Regions from separate parts of the Homo sapiens genome. Here region 2 is linked to region 1. A link is an interaction called in ENCODE POLR2A ChIA-PET data of the cell type or tissue named here. Cell type or tissue: Caco-2. All regions are shown on one strand. Each heading gives the region's core, and the rest is flanking DNA. Links, peaks and the distances in the headings are about the cores only.

Evidence for each region. Peaks named below come from ENCODE experiments on the same cell type or tissue, not always from the same donor. Only the 100,000 strongest peaks of a DNase experiment are listed, where the experiment ranks them.
Region 2: POLR2A ChIA-PET joins it to region 1 with 5 read pairs; 3 of 35 experiments call an interaction of 5 or more read pairs at or near these places.

Annotation. Positions count from the first base shown.
Region 1 is chr14:24,870,300-24,873,218 of GRCh38, forward strand. All of the region lies in intron 2 of STXBP6 (syntaxin binding protein 6), which reads right to left. Among named protein-coding and RNA genes, the nearest start is that of STXBP6, 180 kb to the right of the region's middle. In Caco-2, for the core only: no CTCF peak of the experiment used is centred there; a DNase peak (open chromatin) is centred at 1,272.
Region 2 is chr14:24,927,438-24,930,356 of GRCh38, forward strand. The region is part of intron 2 of STXBP6 (syntaxin binding protein 6); the gene reads right to left. Among named protein-coding and RNA genes, the nearest start is that of STXBP6, 120 kb to the right of the region's middle. In Caco-2, for the core only: no CTCF peak of the experiment used is centred there; no DNase peak of the experiment used is centred there.

The DNA.
Region 1 (2,919 bases), core at 114-2,613:
TTATAACTTCTATTGGCCCCTTCAAAAGCAATGTTTTGCATTCTTTTAATGTACAAACTAAAGTTCTGTTCAGCCTATTACACCAATTTGACATAATTAAAGTTCACTTAACCGATTTTACATGTACGGTTTGTACTTCTGCCTATGTAATCAAGGTAATACAGAGTTATAGAGTGGGAAGATATCTCAAGACGTTTATTCTCCACTCCAAATGTTACCTTTGGGCATGTTACCTTCTAAGATACATTATTTTAGTGTCTTTTTCTAACTTTTTTACTCTCATAAAAATAACTTACAACCCATCCTAATACTTAAAAAGCGTGACAAGAAACTCTTCTTTCAGATTATGACTACAGCCATTTGCATTTGCTTATATTTTCTATTCTTGAAATTTGTCATTTAAATGGTCTCCAGTTTTCTTCATGTTCAAATTGTCCTGGTTCACTTAGTCTTCCTAAATAGACTCCCTACCCCATCACCACCACCTGTGTGGTCCTCCATTGACCCTAGCTGAGCTCTCCATGTCCCCCTTCAGATCTAAGTAGAATGGTTTAAAAATGCATCACAAAAATACGAAACACAACAAGTTCACATTCAGAGTTGGACTGGTCAGTACTGCTATTTGAGTATGCCAGCATTTTAAAAAACTAAGATGCTACATGCTCATGGCCATCTTGTTATCTGCCACGGTGCTTTATAGGCTCATTCTTTGGCCATATTCTTAAAGAGATCAGAGAAAAATGTAATTGACATTTGAAACATGTTTTTTTTTTTTCTCTAGAAACCACGCCAATATTTTGCATCCCATTATGTTCTTTTTTCACTACTTTCATATGGCAGGAAGCCCATTTTAAACTCCTTAAGAGAGAAAAAGCTATCTCCTTTCCTCACTAAAGAACTTCACACTGGAGAGGCATGGCTTCTACTTCTATCCCTTCTCCAGCTCCCATTCCCAATCAAAGTAGAGCTAGGTGTTTAGCAGAGTTCCTTACACACAGTAAACATCAATAGAGCATATCCACTGAATGAACACTATTAATATTGGGTGATAGGTTGTTGGAAGTAGGAAGATGGCACTGAGGAAGAAAAGATTAAAAAATGAAAGGTGTTGCGTGAAGTCTGTTGGTAGGTGTAACTAGTAGTTGCCATGGCTTGAATAACTCCCATGGAGAAAGAATAACTTCCATGAATATGTGCTGTAGGTCTTGCTTCATCAAGCTGTACATTAGGAATGTGCCAGATGATGCTGTCAGGGGCCAAAGGTTACAAGAACACTCACAATGCAGCAACCAGCTGAATATTTACTACCTGCAGAAGCAAATGATAAAATATCTCCTCTCCAGAGCAAGGACTGTCTGCATGGCGTTGCTGCTTTCAAGCCATGGCCCACTACTGGATGGTGCCTGGAGAGCTTGTGATAAGAATGGAGCACATTTTCCAAATGTGAATATCACTAACTCAGGAACTCTGATGTCTTTCCATAACCTAAACTCAAATATCATTGCCTGGGACCATGGATCAAAACATTCACCTGACTCATCAGAGCTAGTAACTTTAAAAGAACCTGCCTCTCTGGGATGTGTGAGGACACAAAGGCAATGCATCTGCTCGAGAGTCTTTACTAATAATCTGGTGCCTCCATCTGACTCCATGGGCCCAGACCTCCATGGCCAACAGAGTAATTTCTTAATTAGCCTTTGCTGGGCCTCCCGCATACCTTAGCACTAAGCAGTACCAGCACTTCTATAAAGAAGGAAAATTTTCCAGGAACTAACAATATCAAACAAATAAACAGAGAAACTAAACTATGCCAAAATTCCCACGAAGACTTACTTTTTCAAACAGAAATTTTAGTCTATTAGCAAATCGGCAGATTCCTAGACACTCTCTAGTATGAATAAGAAATCCAAATGGGTCTCAGAAGATAAGCATTGAGGAGTAAAATGCAAAATAAAATATAAAAAAAGGAAAGACAAATGTATTTGTGCCTGGCAATGCAAACCTACATTGGCAAATCAGGAATTACAAATAAGATAACCGGCCACAGTTCTCCAAGTGTCTTTTTATTGAATCTTTTCTCAGCTGCTGTGACTTCATACCTGAAGTCAGTGATAACATACAATGCTAGGCATGCACATTTTGGAGTTCCAAGGCACTTGAGACCCTGTATAGCAGAGACACATAGGCCATCACAAAACCCTAAGAGTTGACAAAATCATGACAATTCTAAGCAGCCTTAGAGGAAGTGACTGACACAGTGACTAACAAAGGCCACTTTAGGGTTTGATGTTGTTACAAGGATAGAGTGAATGCCTCTCTCCTATATGTCTCTGCTAAAGAGGTCAAGGAAGTCAACGAGAGTAGGGAGATGCCACGGTCCACCCAGTGGTAGTGCAATGGCTACCCTCTTGACCACAGGCCATCATCCTTAGATCCTTATAGTTAGAACTCTGTGCATGCCTGGGATGCCTTCACAGCCACCTCCTCCAAATCTAACGTGTGTCCATCCTTCACAGGCCAAGTCTACATCTTCCCTCTGCCACATGGCTTTCCTCAGAAATCCAGCTCACACTTCTTGCCTTTCCCAAAATGTTTTTTATTTTTCTCTGTAACATTCATTTTGGGACTTTGTTGTGCCGAATCTGATTCAGAAACATAATGGAAACATGCTATTTGCAAGCAAATGGTTCGTCCTAAACTGCCAGGTTGTTTTTTATTTGTAATTTAATAGGTTAAGCTGTTTTTGTACATCTTATTCATTCTATTCATTTGCTTGGGAAGTATTTTCACCCTACAGGTAACGCAAAGGGAAGCTTCAGCCAAATTCATCATGAATTTATAAAAAATTCTAAATTCAGAACGCATAAGCCTCCCTCAAATAAAAATGTATCCCCTGATAAGCTTGCCGTAGGATCTTGT
Region 2 (2,919 bases), core at 152-2,651, 57 kb after region 1:
CATTTTATCTATAATTGCCAAAGGCAGAACATATTTGTGCTCAAAATCCTTCAAAAACCCTAGGAGTAATATCACTCAAATCTAGATTTGCTGAGAAAGTGTTTGTAACTATCATACTTTGCAATAACCTTTCCTCTAAAGACATCTTCAAAGAACAGTTTATTTATTTTCTAAATCACTTCTGACGTTGTCTTTTTCTCTGCTTTTGTGCTGCGACAGACACATAGTCTCTCTATGTCCTTTGTCCAAGGGATGGATTACAGTAGCCTTCCTTCAAGTGACATTAGCAGAAATGTCAACGATATATGTTCAGATGTTCAGGGCTTATTTTTCTTTAGGACAGTTTTCCCCCTCCCTTCAGTGGGTTATGTTAACCTTTAAAGTGAAAATTTCTCAAACCTTTATACTTGCAACTTTAATAAAAACTCTTTTTTTTTCCTCTAGTTCTGGAGAGCATATAATCAGTCAGGGATTTAATTCTCATTAATCTTAGTTTACCACACAGACAGCCTTTGAATTACTATCCAATGTTGTTATACCTCTGCACACAGAGACAACTGAGTGGAGGAAGGGATGAGGAGAAAATAGAAAGCTGAAACACAGAGGTGCTCTGAAAGCCCTACCTACTGCAAAACGGTCCTTCGGAATTTAGAATAATAAATCCCTCGTTAGATTGATCTGTCAGCACCCTACGAACTTCCTCTTCTCACTTTCCTTAGGAAACCAGGCCTAATCTATACAAATGCACATCATTAACAACTGGAAATTGAAAACTATGTACACTTATACTGAGGAAGGGAGTTTGGCTCCCCCAGCACTACCATGGAAAAAACTGAAAAGTGGGAGAGAATATACTGGGATATAGAAAGATTCCAGTTCACCTCTTATTAACCTTACCCCCTGTCAATGTTTCTAAACAAACCAAGCATCCTTGGTTTGTTTTGCTTTTTTTTTGTTTTTTTCCTCCAAGTTTTCTTTTTATTCTGATCACAGCCATATGCTAAGCTGCTCATTTAGAATTTTAATAGTGTCTCTAGTTCATAAATCCATTATTTCTTTTCCTACTAGCTTATTAGTCTATTAACAACCTCATACTGTGAAAACAAATTAGAATTGGATAACCTACCCAGCTTTTGACACCACTTTCCAGCTCTTTAGCAACTGCTTCAGATACTGATAAACCTAAATATAGAAGCAAGAAACACAGAGCCGAAATCATTTAGTATCTTAGTGATTAAAGCAAAAACATGCAATCACCAGCTCAAAGCCTCCAAGTCAGGCTTGCAGCTGTTCTATCTGATCATTGTTTATTTTGATTTATTCATTCCAAAGGTACTTGAGACCATGCACCCTCAGAATATAAATATTGCTAGTGTTCTAGAGCATGAATATTAAAAAGAAAATAGTTTTTAGAGTTCTTTAAATTGACCAAAAAATAAAAGCCCTTTGGATAATCAATCCAAGTAGTTTCCTTGTGTTGGAAATTTCCATTAAAACCCAACACAGGCACTAGATTAAAAAAAAAATAGTGTGACATTCCACAAGGCCAACAGATGACAGAAGATATCAGGTAGAAAGTTCAGCAGAAGAACTAAGGGTAACACACCTTTCAGGTTTTCAAGCCTCATAGCTATGCTCAGAAATACAAAGTGAAAAAAGGCCTCCAAAAAAATCTACTTTTCACAAATTTATTCTTCAACCAATCCCAAGCACAAACTGGATATCTGAATAAAATCTGTAGCTTTCTGGAAAATTATTCTCTTTGAAAAGTCATAGGCATTTCAGATGAACCTGTTCTAAAATCAAGGAGTTCTCAGAAGCCTTTCAGTCTTCCAATTCTCTGGACACTTACCCTTGCATTTTCCATTACAACTTTCCACATGCCTACAGAGAGCTGAAGCTGTTTCCCCCATAATGTGCTTTAAGACATGAAACACCTAAGCAAAAGGCCACATTTCTAAATGTCTCCATATACTTATGGCAATATATAGTCCAAACCATTCCCTTTCTGATACAGCAAATTATTTTGTCTTTTACTGGAGACTGCAGAGATTTAAAGTAATAGTTTGCAGTCCTAAAGGGCATTCATGCCCACGTTGGCAGTTTCAGGAAGTTTTATTGCTGAACTTCCAAGGAAGCTAATAAACATTTGTCTGGTTTCCTATTTAGACTTCCAGCACTAAACGAATACATAGCACAAGTGGAATTTCTTCAAATTAGATATTTTTATATCAGTAACAAAATTTTATAGGCTGCACCAGCTTTAAATGGCCTAAGTAGTGAAATAATGTTCTACGAAAGATGGTCAAATGACCTCTCCTTCGCCCTGGGCATCGCTCAATGAACTGGAATCACTACTGTCAAGAGAACGTGTTCCACTAACTTCTTTTCCCTTCTTCCCCTCTGATCCCAGTTCTTAGGAAAGTGTATCCTGGCAGAAGGGGTAGCAGTACCATACCATACTGGCTTCTAAAGAATCTAGAAAATATGTAGCCTCCCCATCACAAAGCACCACTTTGTTATATGCAAAAAAGAATATGACTGTGTCCTCTAGATAGAAGGCTGAAACATTTACAGGCACTTTAACTGACAAATATTCCCCAGGCCATAGCTACAGAAATATTTTATTTCATTAAATTTTGTCAAGACTTGCTATGCTTCTGTTAGCTTGCAACGAATCCACTTTTGGAGGTGAAATCTACTTTAAGTGGTAACATATTGCTCAGATGGCTCATCCCACCGTTCTGCAGAGCAGACCCAGGACAATCACGTGGGGATAATAGCCTGCACTTTCCATGTCTGCACTTTCTTAGAAATGGGGAGAGTATTTTCATATGTTTTTTATTTGTCCATTGAACTTTTAGTTTTTGAAGAAAAGCCACATTTCCTTGGAGAAATAAATCTTTTATGATAAAGTCT